Linked DNA regions of Mus musculus: region 1 is linked to region 2. Evidence: chromatin contacts called from ENCODE Hi-C or POLR2A ChIA-PET data. All regions are on one chromosome and are shown on one strand. The core of a region is the stretch at or near the end of the contact, and the rest is flanking DNA. Distances in the headings are between cores, read along the strand shown. Region 1 overlaps Tead1 (TEA domain family member 1). Region 2 overlaps Tead1 (TEA domain family member 1).

What was found. Hi-C counts contacts between places; a loop is a spot of excess contacts on that map. ChIA-PET counts read pairs that join two places held with the same protein, here RNA polymerase II (POLR2A).
Region 1: POLR2A ChIA-PET joins it to region 2 with 22 read pairs in Patski. The contact joins two enhancer-like sites. A Hi-C loop is called at or near these places in 1 of 37 maps with a recorded cell type or tissue (heart). POLR2A ChIA-PET finds 5 or more read pairs at or near these places in 3 of 5 experiments (Patski and embryonic stem cell).

What each region holds. Positions count from the first base shown.
Region 1 is chr7:112,819,254-112,825,487 of GRCm38, reverse strand. The region is part of intron 2 of Tead1 (TEA domain family member 1); the gene reads right to left. Among named protein-coding and RNA genes, the nearest start is that of Rassf10, 130 kb to the left of the region's middle. Within about 2 kb of position 1,692, at least 1 of the 3 ENCODE cell types and tissues checked has a DNase peak (open chromatin) inside an H3K27ac peak, as active enhancers do; it is heart, where a contact is called at or near this core.
Region 2 is chr7:112,785,776-112,792,933 of GRCm38, reverse strand. All of the region lies in intron 2 of Tead1 (TEA domain family member 1), which reads right to left. Among named protein-coding and RNA genes, the nearest start is that of Tead1, 110 kb to the right of the region's middle. Within about 2 kb of position 4,534, at least 1 of the 3 ENCODE cell types and tissues checked has a DNase peak (open chromatin) inside an H3K27ac peak, as active enhancers do; it is heart, where a contact is called at or near this core.

The DNA.
Region 1 (6,234 bases), core at 443-2,942, 35 kb before region 2:
TCCGCAGCAGCTGATACTTCATTCAGCGACAAATCCAATTTGGCAGTTACAAGAGGGTTAGCATCCCTGAAAAACTATTGGGGTTGATCTGGCGCTCTGAGTAGACACATGCTCCCTCCCGGACATGCTGCTCTGCGGGTTTGTCTGCGGCCATACTTGGGTGTCTAGAAACAATAGTCTTTCTTGCACCCCCAAACACAACCCCTACGCCTGTACAATCTGATGGTGGTAGTGGTGACAGAGGAGGCAGCAGCCAGGCTAAGTGTTGGTGCAAAGTGACTAGTGGGCTTTATGGATGGACTCACTGACAAGGGAAAGTAGTAGTCACTCTACTTGTCACAGATTCCTAATACTGGGCAAAAGGAGATTGCTCTTAAATCTTTGTGTTTTAGGCCAGCTCTAAAGATGAGAAAATGTTAAGATTTTTTACCATTTGAATAAAATCTGCTTTGTAATAAGGACTCAGAACTAACCGAATCTGAAATTAAACTGCTCTTTCAAACATCAAATCGTGCCCCATGAGGGAGAGCAAGAGATTGACAGAAAGAATATTCATTTTTAAACGTTTACGTTCTTTCTAGCTTACTAAAGTTCAAGAGTCTCCAGAGAAAATAACTTAAATAATTCAGTCATAAAAAGAACCCCCATCCACCACCAAGATGTCATTTTTAAGCCACAAGGTAATTTATAAAGATAAAAAGGAAGTGATGTAACAGGAACTGGGGCTGGTTAGTCCTTAATATTAGGCTTTGTAGGCAATAGTTGGTTATTTATCCCAGCTACAGTTCTAATGACATTTAAAAAAAAAAAAAAAAGTGAGCCACAGGGACATCTGGTTTAAAAACATAAAATTTTTTCCGTGCCATAAAAGAGACACATGCAATTGTGGCTGGCGAGTTATCAGTGATGGAATATTCCATACATGGAGTTTTCATTTCATGGAGTTTTAAAGAGCTTATTCTTCCCTGTGCGCTTTAGAAAGAACAAACTGAAACAACAAACAAAACACACCCCTGGAGGGGCTGGTGAGATGGCTCAGTGGGTAAGAGCACCCGACTGCTCTCCCGAAGGTCAGGAGTTCGAATCCCAGCAACCACATGGTGGCTCATAACCATCTGTAACAAGATCTGACGCCCTCTTCTGGAGTGTCTGAAGACAGCTACAGTGTACTTACATATAATAAATAAATAAATCTTTAAAAAAAAAAAAAAAAAAAAAAAAAAAAAAAAAAAAAAAAAACACACCCCTGGAGGCTGCTGACAAATAAACCATTAGATTAATATTTTGTCAATGCCACTTGTCACAACAAAAGCGGCAGCATTTCTCATTTACTTGAAGACTGGTTTAATTAAAATTCAAAAAACCGCGACAAACCTATATTGAATTTCATTGGCTGCACGGCAATTACTCACTTTGTAGCTGACTATAAACAGAATTTTATTACATCCACAAAATGAATGAAAAAGCTAACAGGAACTATGACACCGAGAGCAAGCCCCGCCTCTTCCACTTGAAATGAGGAGCTACTTCCTATTAATGTGACCTAAGAAAACGAGGAGCCCTGAGTTCCTTTTCCCAATGCACAGGCAGGATGGACATGCCTGCAGGGCCCTGACTCACACCAGGGCTCAGCTCCACAGGAACAGATCTGGCAGAGCCTGGTGAGCGAATCCCACACCCCACCCCCTCTACCAACAGAAAGAGTCTGACTTGGCTCAAACCCAAAACTGAGACAATGGAGGCTGCCAGGCATGATGGATGACTTAGAAGACTTAAAACCACCATTTGCATTCTCCCAGATAAACAATTAGCTGGGGGGGTGGGGGGGGAGAGGAGTGGGGCTGTGGGGGAGGGGCGTCCAGGGAGCTGAAAGCAACCTGCAAGTATCTCTCATCTGCCTGGATGAAAAAAAAGACTTGCTTAGTGAAATCAGGTTGGTTTACTTTAAAAACAGCTAAGGCATTATCTTAAGGTGTCTCATTGGAATGAGAAGAAACCGAGGGTTAGAGAAAGTTTAGAGCAGTTCAAGTCAGGGAAGGTTTACAGGTCGAACAACCCTCTAGCATCAGGTGTTCCAACCATAGTGTGCATGATGCCCCAGACCTTCTTCCTTTATCTTTCAATCCGCATAATTATAATAGGCAGCACAGTAACTTTTTACGGAATAAAGACGGGTGGGAATATACGTGATTTAAACATGAGGGAAAGGAAACAGACTATAGACACTTTTGCCAGGCACTGAAGCAGCGCACAGTTTCTTGGGTTCATGAAGAGCTTGGGTGAGGGTAAGAGATGCCTGGTAGAGAACGGAGAAATGTCTTAAAAGTCAACCTTAATTTCTCCGGAAAGATTTACAGGCCTGAACAAGAGTGCCTCCGGAAGTCCACCAATTCTCCATTAAAGCAGGAGGTGGCAGTGTAGTTTCCATGGTAACAGAGACTCTCGCTTGCCAGCAAGCTTGTTGTATACTGCCAAAAGTTTCTCCTCAAATCTCAACTTCCTGTTTGCAGGTGCTAACAAAACCAGACAGACTTTTAAGTACTAGCAAACAGTGCAGTGATTTTCCCCCCTAAAGGGGGATTCTAAATCTTGGGTTTTGGCAAAAGTGGCCTGGCAGGTTCACAAGGCTTTGCAACTAGACCTCTCAGGAGAGGCTCAGAGAACAATCTGAAAGGAGTTAGGAGCCTCCTGAGGACTTTCAATGAGTTAAATGTATTTGCTGTAATATTATAATGTGTTATGACAAGCTATATATGAGCATAATAGGCTCTTGTGATTAACACTAGTCTGGTTTTTCTTTCTGTGTGTTATAGTTGAGTTGATGGTTTGAGGGGTGGCAACAGCCTGATTTACCAGAACTCAAAGACAAAAAAGACATCTGAATACACTGTATGCTTTTGCCCTCCCTCCCTCCCGTGTGTATATGTGTTGGCATTGGGTGTCTTCTTCAACCTTGTTTTTTTAAATATATATATAGTCTCACTGAGCCTGGGGCACACATATTCAGCTCCAAGAATCCCCCTGCCTCTGCTTCACCAGCATTAGGACTGTAAACAAGAGTGGCTGAGCCCAGTTTTTAATATGGATGCTCAAAATCCAAACCCATGGACCCACAGCAGTTACTTTCCACCCTGCACCACTGCTGAGCCCTGACTACAGTCCTTTAACATCTGTAATCCTGGCATCTGTTGTGTCTCATGATACACCTTAAAATACACTCTTCCTCCGTGTGAAGAGAGAATTACAGGAAAGTACGGACTAGAAGTCTCCCATTAACAGTGTCAGCTTGTGGCAAAGTTGCTAGCCTTTTTAGTCTTAGTTTCTTCATGGGTCTAATTCAATGCCACTGTGCCCTCTGACTACTTTTACATATTCTCCTCTAAGACACACGTAGACAGGACAGGAAAGCAGTCCCCGTTTTATTAGGGATCTTCAATTAATAACCCTCTTTCTTTCTTCTGTGCAAACCAAGGCAAAGTGTTCTCTCCATGTCAGCAACCCAGAGGGCTTGGGGAAGGAAGCTCCTAACATCTGGTATCATTTGAAGACAAACTATAAAACAGCATGAAAACCAACAGCAAACCCCCCCCCCCCGCCCCCGCCCCAGCTTCTCCTGGGCGAATGGAAAGCTCTGGAGAAGAGGAATCTATGGTAGCACACTACTCATTCAGGAGTCATCTTGCCTTCACAAGCACTGCGCTGCATTGACTGGAGGACCAGAAGCCACTGACTGGGGTTGGAGGCGTGGAGAAGGCAGCAAACGGGACAGGAGGAAGGGCCTTCTGTCCTTCTGCAACCAGAGTCCCATATGTCACAGTACACAGCAAATGTAGGTGGGAGAAAGGCACGGCATAATAGCTAACTTTTAAAATCTCTGAGTAACCTACTTTTATAAGTCCCACAGGATAGGGTAGCGCCCCACCAGATATCCCCGCGCATAGCAGGTTCTCAAGTTAAAAGGCTCTACCAGACAAGTGGCTATGGTCAATAACACAAGGAGGAAAGTGTTCTGATTCAATTTTCAGACATGTCTATCTCTGGACAATCCACCTTAAAAACAAGAAGTGTCTCCTGCGCACACCCCCAACCCCTGTGAAGACCACAAAGGTACCAGCAAGAGAATATTGTGCTGTCAACTATCAGAATTCTGAGCGCCACTTTATGCAGATCGTATTCAGGTCATGTTCATGGGCACCACCATTTCTAACAGAGTCAGTGTCTCAAGTGCATACAGCCAACCTCTAGACATTTAATTAACAATGCTTTTCATTGCTCTGATAAAAGTAATTTAAGTAATGACGGGTTTGTTTGGACCCACAGTTTAAGAGTACACTCTAGCGGGGCGGTGGTGGCGCACACCTCTGATCCCAGCACTTGGGAGGCGGAGACAGGCAGATTTCTGAGTTCGAGGCCAGCCTGGTCTACAAAGTGAGTTCCAGGACTGCCAGGGCTTAACAGAGAAACCCTGTCTCTAAAAAACCAAGAGTACAGTCTAGCAGTGGAGGAAAGGAATGTCAGCCAACTCTCTAATGCGCCCAGGAAGCACAACTGGCTTCCTCCGTCTATTCAGTACAGGGCCCCCAACCCGCAGAATAGAGCCATTCACATGTCACCTGAGTCTACCTACAACAAATGACTGGATCTGGAAACTCCAGATGTGTCCAGATTTGATTCATCTTGTCAAGCTGACAACCAATATTAACCATTACAGATGGATACTTCATTCACGCAGATAAACACGTAAGAGTTAAGTGGGAACCATTACCACAAACAACTACCTCAGTTTAGGAATGAAGACTGACCTTTCTCTGAAACTGAATGAGATCTTTACATGAACGCCACTGAGTGCTAATTTAGCTTCATACAAAAGCACGGTAGATGGGTCCCAGGTTCCCTGAGTGTCTCAGTATGATGCTTCTACCAGATAGTAAGGTGAACTTTGGGAAAGGTCAGACTCCATTCTGTGAATGGGAACTCGGGTGTAGATGCTGTCAAGAAAGGAATGCCTAAACATCTCAACAGGAATGCCCAACAGGATGATGGGGAAGTAAGATTGGGGACTGAACTACTTTGTACCTCCTGAGACTTACTCAGTGTAGGTCCAAAGAAAGGCCATCGGCGGCAAGGCACTGTGCTGTAAGCCTTTAATCTTTACATTTGGGAAGCTGAGGCAGGAGGACAGCTGTGAGTTCAAAGCTACAGGGGCTACATAATGAGTTCCAGGCCACTATAGGCTATAAAATAAGACCCCAAGACAAGATGGAACAAAACAAAAAAAGAACTAAGAAAAGGAAGGGAAAAGAATGGAGGAAAGACGGATGAATCTCGAGGGTGACTGGTATTTTTAGCTCCACAATTCTTGGAATCAGACTACCACAGGAGAAGGAAGCAAGAGCAGTGGCGGAGGCAGTGAGCTGCATCTTGAGTAGGTGAACTTGAGAGGAAAAGCCATCCACAGTGGAGCCCTCAGGAAGCAGCTGGCTGTGCAGAGGGGTAGAATCTACTAGAGCAGACTCCAAGGTCACATGGCTGGCCACAAACCCAAGAGAATAAAAGGTAAGTCTGGCAGAACTTAGAAGGAAACAGAAAGAGAGGCGGAGAGAGGCTTGAAAACAGGCAATGGTAGCATAGGGGATGGAGACAGGAGTAACTGAGATATAGCCATTAGAGTCCAAAACTCTTGTGTGATGCTGGGCAGAGACATACCATGAGCCTCTGGGAGGTCACTGTGGAACATTCTACAAGACACCTACAGAATGCTAACATAGGATGTTCTCAGTCTCACTACAAGTGGAAATGAGAAAGAGGGGACCCTGGAGAGCCTTTTAGGAAGAGGAAATAGGAGGAAGGAACACCCCCAAACATGTGTAAGCGCTGAGGTGGAGGGTGGTCACCCACATGGCCAGTAGCTGCTGAGCTACTCATACGAGATTTTTTAGGGAAAGGGAAATAAATCAATGTATTCTGTGACAATCAATAGCCTATATAGAACTGACAATAAAAATGGCAAAACAAATATTTTAGTATCTGAAAGTTGCATAAAGCAAATGCTTGACAGTAATAAAAATTTAGCCAATATGAAGTATTTAGGCGTGTGTATATGTGTGTCTGATGCCACGCATACTGTTGGAACTGCTACTACCTAGAGTCACTTAATTTCAGGCTCTAGAAGTTTGAAGGCAGGTTCCCTCATCAGCACACAATGTCTCATTGAGCATCCACAAATCATTCCCC
Region 2 (7,158 bases), core at 3,285-5,784:
GTTTCATTTGGTTCTTACTGTAACCCACATGGTTTAAGAGTTTGTCAATCTCCCACACACCAAAAGCAGCTTCAGGATTTTGCCTGTGCGAGCCAGCTGACTAATTCACTTGATTGCTTGGTGCATCCTGCAATTTCTACATGCAATTTCATGTTGTAGGGATTATATAGCACATGTTTGTGGGTCCAGAAACAGCGAACTCAAACGACCAGATGGTAGCTACACATTTGCTACTGAACACTCAGACTGGAGTAACGGTTGAGTAGCATACAATTCCCAGTAGTCAACTTGACTACATCTGGAATGAACTACAATCCAGAGATGACGGGCACACCTGTGATCAAGATCTTGAGGCTTTTGATCTAGATCTTGAGACATAGTGGCCAGGAAAAGCTTAGGCCCAGCCAAGGTGGTGCATGCCTTTAATCCCAGAAGACAGAAACAGGCAAGGCAGATCTCTGAGTTCAAAGTCACCCTGGGACTGAGCAAGTTATATTCACTTGTCAACACATCTGTTGGACCACACTTCTTCATGATCCCAGCTTATACAGAAGACCAGCTGAAACACCTAGCCTCGTGGAACTGAGCAACTACTAGATTCTTGGATGTTCCATTCAGAGCTGTCCACTGTTGGGTTAGTTGGACTGCAGACTATAAGTCATTCCAGTAATTTACCTTATTTTCTAGAGATAGTCCATAAGTTCTGTGACTAGAGAACCCTAATACAGTCTTCAAATCTAAGTGAGTGGTGGCAACCTCGCTGTCAACTTTGGACTCTTAATCGCCTTAGGCAACCGAGTGCTGCTTGTGCTTTTACCATCCAGAACAATGTTAAGACCCAAGCAGAAGTGTTAGCTTCTGAATGGTCAGTTAGCCGAACTCCTCCCATGGTGGACAGAGACTCTGGGAGTCAGGAAGACCCTCCCTTTCAGGTTTTAGACCAGGGACCTAGGACAAGATGCCGGAATTTCTGGCCCCAAACTCTACCATCCTTCCAGGGCTAAAGAAGGTCAGCATCCTGAAATTCAACTAGTCTCACCATTGTGTGCATAGCATAAGAAGTATGTGGTCCAGAGGACCTGTTGAGGTGGCCACTGAATACTAGGGAGCAGGTCTGGTTCCATTCTAACAGGAGTACCATCATCTTAACTGAACTAATAAGAACCCTACACAAACTTTTCATCAATCCATGGAGTTAAATAAATGCCCTCAACAATTCTATAGTGAGAAATAAATGAAACTTCGTGAGACCACCTAATCAGCCTAGAATAGCAGTAAGTGAGCTATAAAACTAACTTGATTTAAACAGGCCAATACTTAAGAAGGTACAAGGTACACCAATCAGTGCTTCCATGGGTTTCTGTGCCTAGGAACCTTTATCTTCTCACGGGGCACATGGTTCTGTTGACAGTCTCAATCACAGACCCTCCACGTGCTGTCTTTAAACCATGCTGCATGGGAAAGAGGTACTGTCAGTTTATCACTGGTACTAAGATGTGCCCATATGAAGAACCACCATTTTGCAAATGAAAAAACACCAAGCTACACAAAGAGCTGGAGCCCCAATTTTAGTGAGTCTACATCAGAGCTAGCCGGAGTTTTGTTTTAAGAGTGCTTTTTTAAAAAAAAAATTTTTTTTTAATTAGGTATTTTCTTCATTTACATTTCGAATGCTATCCCAAAAGTCTCCCAGACCCTCCTCCCTACTCCCCTCCCCACCCCACTCCCACTTCTTCGCCCTGGCGTTCCCCGTACTAAGGCATATAAAGTTTGCAAGACCAAGGGGCCTTTAAGAGTGCTTTTATAATCACTAGGACATATCACATCATCTTTACTTAATAAAGTAAATAAAGTAATAAAAAAATTAAATACCCATGATGCATAATTATGACATAACACGCCAAAAGTCAAGTAAAAAATGCAAAGTTGGTTCTTTGAGCTGTCCTCTACTGAAGAAACACTATAATGTCTGCCTTCTCACTGAGAGGGCAGCTTCTTTTGCCTCCCCATGTGTGCCCAACATATTCAGAAGGAACTGGGGCTATGCACCAAGGACATGAAGGAAGGCACACCAAACTCCATATGTCAGTCAATGGACGGCATCCTCTCCTCCAGCTTTGTAGCCTGAGATGAAGCTCAATTCTGAAGGAGCAATGTGTAGGAACCACTGGGCTGCTGAGTTAACAAAGCTGCTGAGTCTGGTGTTCATGTGTGCATTCCTTAGATGACCCCACTCTTCTAGCACTGGCAGATTTCGTTCTGCACTGAGTCAAGTACAGAGGAGCAAACTCAAGACACTATGCAAGGGCCAGGCATTAAAGAAAACAGTATGGTCACCCCTCCCCCACCCCCCAAAAGGCCCTCCCACTTCCTCACCTGCTCTCACCACCGCCTAGTCCTAACCAGCTGCAATTCAGATCAGTCTCTGCATTCAGCCCATAAAATGTCTATTTTTAACAAGGAGGCATGATTAAATCATATCAAATGTCTTGTTTACTACATTAACCTCAGTTTCTGCTTAATATATTTCTCAAAGAAAAGAAGACAGCTTGCCTGGAATGGCCAGGTTTTAATGAACCTATGCTGGATATGAGAGATCTCCACTAGGGAAAAGCCAGGCTTTTCAGCCCATATTTAAAGGCATGATATACTCATGAATGAGCCATAGAATTGAATTTAAAGCCTTGGAATACAAGCTCAGGCACAAGCACTGTCACCTTCAGGTTCACTAAAAGATTTGAAAAACTAATGTTTGTTATTGTTAGGAGGCAGAGTCAGGAATTTGTCAGTTCAAGACCAGCCGGACTACATAGCAAGTTCCTGACCATCCTGATGGAGAGAGAAGAATATAAAGGATGGAGGGAGGGAGACATCACAGGATGGTCCTGGTTTTGAAGAAAAATTTATTTTAGCATAATCTGCGGGGGGGGGGGGGGCAGTTGCCTCAAAAGAACATTCTATTCTTAGATTTGAGGGTTGATAGGCATGTAACACCTGTGCCCAGGCCATGTCCTTGGTACATAGGCCCAGGAGTGAGTCCCCTGATCTGACTAGCTAGGTGGGTGTCTCCTCCCATCTTCACTGCTTGGCATTTGTCCCTGCAGAGGCTACACACCGAAGTGAACCATCTCCCCAGACAAAGGCGTACCTTCCTACCCTCAAGGGTATTCCAAGCTACTCCCTGCTAGAACCTCCAGCCAAGGCCTCAAGCATATTGTTCTCCGCTGTCTATCTATTAAGAGGCTCTGGAAAAGCATGCAGGAAGGCTTCATGGTTTCTTTTCCCCCTAGACCCAGCTTAAGCAATGCCACAGTGTATATACACTACCTAAATTCTATCCAGCTTGTATATTTTAAGATTTATTTTAACTTATGTGTATGAGTGTTTTGCCTGAAAGAAAAGGAGTCGGATCCCCCTGAAACTGGAGCTGTGAGAACTGAACCTGGGTCCTCTGAAAGAGCAACAACTGCTCTTAACTTCTGAGCCATTTCTCCAGCTCCTCTATCCTGCTTTCTTAGCAAAGGTGTGCAGCACACTACAGTCTATAATATACACAGACTAAACCCACCAACAACCCCCATGGAGCTCTGTGAGTATGGGGCCAAGCTGCAGCGTCACCACGAGCAGCCCAGGAGAGCCAGTTCCATTAAGACACACACACAGCAGACACTCAGGAAGGAGCCTTCCTTCCTACACACCTCCCACCTTGCCTAATCGGTGGGCCACACACGTAGTGCTCCATCAACAAAAGCCGTGAAAAGTATTATCGTCTTTGTGGCTTATGAAAAGCCGTAATTCTCCTTCCTGTTTTACTCAAAGCCACCTGAAGTTGCCTGGTCTTAAACATGGCCCACCTAAGCTACCAGAGGCAGGAAAGAGGGGTTCTTCCTCGGGAAGATGGAAAAACAAAGTGGTTCTAAATTTGCACACACATTTCTAAACCCACCATCCCAGGGCCTTCAGAAATGCCCGAGGGAGGAAGAACTTTCCTCGACTGCTCTGTGGCTGAGAACACCTGGGGTTGCAGGATGAGCAATAACAGAAAACTTACCATAAAGAGGGAATGTGAACAACATTAGAAAACCTTTCAGGAAGGGGGGGCGGGGGAGAGAAAGCAGCCTCCAGACTCGGGGCCAGGTGGGCAAGGACAGCAGTTTTCTGCCAAGCTGAAAAATATAGGTAAAAAGATTAGGCCTACGCAACTTTTGTTTGCTACACATCCAGCACCCAGGATGGCCCTGGTCAGAAGGCTGCTTGGCTCCTGGCTACCGTGGTGTTTTTTCTTTCTTGACAATTCACTTCCCCAATAGGCATGGTGCCAACTCAAATGAGACTCAGAGCACTGAAAAGCCCTTCAGGTAAACAGTGTGATAAGCTAAACTGAAAAACTAGACAATGTTTTTGGACTATGAGGTAGTTGCTATGGAGACAGTTGCTAATTAACTGCTTTCAAGCAGGAGAACAAAGGGCTCAGGGCAGGCAGGCCTCTGTATCTCCTAGCTAGCAATGCATGGAGCTTGCGCAACAGCACGTCGCTCATATCTGGAATACCTGAGACCCGGCTGGTCGGCTAGATGCCTGGGGAATTGACAAAAGTACATTTTCTTCATCTTGACCTGGATTAACGGCACCTGGCCACCAGTACCTGTCAGGGAAGCAAGCTACACAGTAAAATGGCAGATTGCAGAGTAGCAACAAAAAGCCTGGCCCTTTCCTGAACAGTTATCTCCATTGCTGAGTGGAGACAATGGGGAATGGTTTGGATGGAGGGCTGAGCAGAAGAACTTTTTTTGTTTGGGGTCCTGGGGTTATACCCAGAGCTTTGCACATACATGCTAAGCATGCATTCTATCATGGAGATAAATGCAAGAGAATGAGTAATTTGTATGTAGGCGTGTGTTTCTAATATGCATGCATGAGGCCACAAATCTACAGGAGGTGCTTTCCGCCTTATTTTTTGAGACAGGGTCTTTTATTGAATATGGACCACACTAATAGGCCTGACTGTCTGGCCTGAGAGCTACCGAATCCACCTGTCTCTACACCCCAGCACTGGTGTTCCCATGCTTGTACAGCAAGCACTTAACGCCCTGAGGCAGCATCTCAGCGTGCCTGCACCCCAATCTGTAAATGATAAGTTCAACTTTTCATGCTTTACTACAGACCCCCCCCCAAAAAAAGTTATTTCAAAACAAAGGCATAATCTCTCCTCTTTTGGGATTCAAGTTCCCTATGGAAAACGATGTCTGGATATAGCTCAAGACCCAACAATAAAACCTATAATCACACCATACTCTTTGGCTCCAACATTATGCAATAATAACTAACTCAATAAACATGCACAAGAGTGCAACTGAAATGTGTCTATCTATCGCGGGCTCTTTCCTCCTCGGTCGCCATCCCAAGCTGACTGGGCTGATCCTGAGGCGGCAATGCTATTCTGAAGGGCTGGCCCCAGAGCTACAGTCCTTTACCAACATCAACACTGAAGCAGCATTAGCTGCTAGTGACAACCTCGTCTTGGAAAGACTCTGATGCCTCCACTGAGACCCAAGTTGTTTGTGCCAGGTTACATGAAACATATCTGCATTAAATAAATGTCCAGTAAGCTTTGCCTCCGAGAACACATCAAACACTCCTCTTCACTCTTAAGAATTTCAGATCAATTCGACCTGGAGCATCTACCTTCATTACCAGAGGCAGAATAGGGATTAAGCAGGCCATGATTCTCAGAGACACAATAAGAGAATTCTCAGCTGGATTCTGGGGTGTTCATAAACAACCTTAGAAAAGGCTGATGGTTTTCTGGCATGGCTGACATCCAGCAAAGTGCACGAGCTGTCAAAGCAGACATGCTGGATCACACCCAGGTCCTTGCGGCATGGTCTTTTGCAATACTGGCCCCTTTGAGCTCTGGCTTTCCCATTTGCAAAAGATACCAGTTTCAGAGCTACTGAGCTAGCTGGCCGCTTGCTCCAGTCCCTAGTCTATAGCAAGCAGTCAAGAGACCACAGCTGTTTACCACAGCCTCCATTTATTAACTGCTTTCCTTTACAATGGCATAAAGCTGCTGGAGACTTTAATTCCCCAGGAAAAGGAAATAGGGATTTTTCAATAGGGACACGTGACTCTCTCTGCCCACAATACAAACGACCGTGTCCAATGCCCATGGTTTGAACGGTGGGCACTGGACCTGTCACACTTGGGCTTGGTTGCTGGTATGAACTGGGTCTGTTCTTGTGAAAACAAGGAGTTAACTTGTTCTGCAGCAGGCAGTTTTTAAATAAGGCTTGCAGCCCAAGCCCCTCCCTACCTGGGTTAAATTTCATCAGCCAGTGCCCAGGGGCATCTCACCTCATCTCATTTCAATCTGTTTCCTCCACTCCTTCCAGACTGTCCCCATCCATCCATCCATCCATCCATCCATCCACACATTCAACAGAACTTACCAGCCATGAAAGTTGTGGCAGACATGGTACGCTAATGCAGGGAACACAAAAACCCGACCCCAACTCACAAGAGATTCAAAGGCCAGCGTCAGTGTCCTGACATAGGACCCTTAAAACTCGATGAAAAGGAGCTGGTAAGATAGCTCAGTGGTGAAGGCTCTTGTCAAGCCTGACAACTGATCTCAATCTCCCAAAGCCGGAGAGAGAACTGACTCCCACAAGCCACCCTCCACCCACGCGCTGTGGTGGGCGCTCTCCCCGCCCCCACCCCCCGAGAGAACAAGCGCTGTGGGGGGCGCTCTCCCCGCCCCCACCCCCCAAGAGAACAAGTAACTGGGAAAAGTCAGGCACGGTTGTGCATACCCGTAACCTGGGAGGCTGAAGCAGGAGGATTAAGAGTTTAAAGCCAGCCGGGCGTGGTGGCACATGCCTTTAATCCCAGCACTCAGGAGGCGGAGGCAGGTGGATTTCTGAGTTCGAGGCCAGCCTGGTCTACAAAGTGAGTTCCAGGACAGCCAGGGCTACAAAGAGAAACCCTGTCTTGAAAAACCAAAAGAGTTTAAAGCCAGCCTAGACTGCCTACTGACCTGAGCTACTTAAGACTTAGTGAGACTCACTTCCTAAGAAGAGCACGTGCTCAGAGGTGGAGACCAAGTTTTCCTAGAGGAGAAAACCAGGGTTGTTGGGGCACTCTTACTTTTGGTACCAC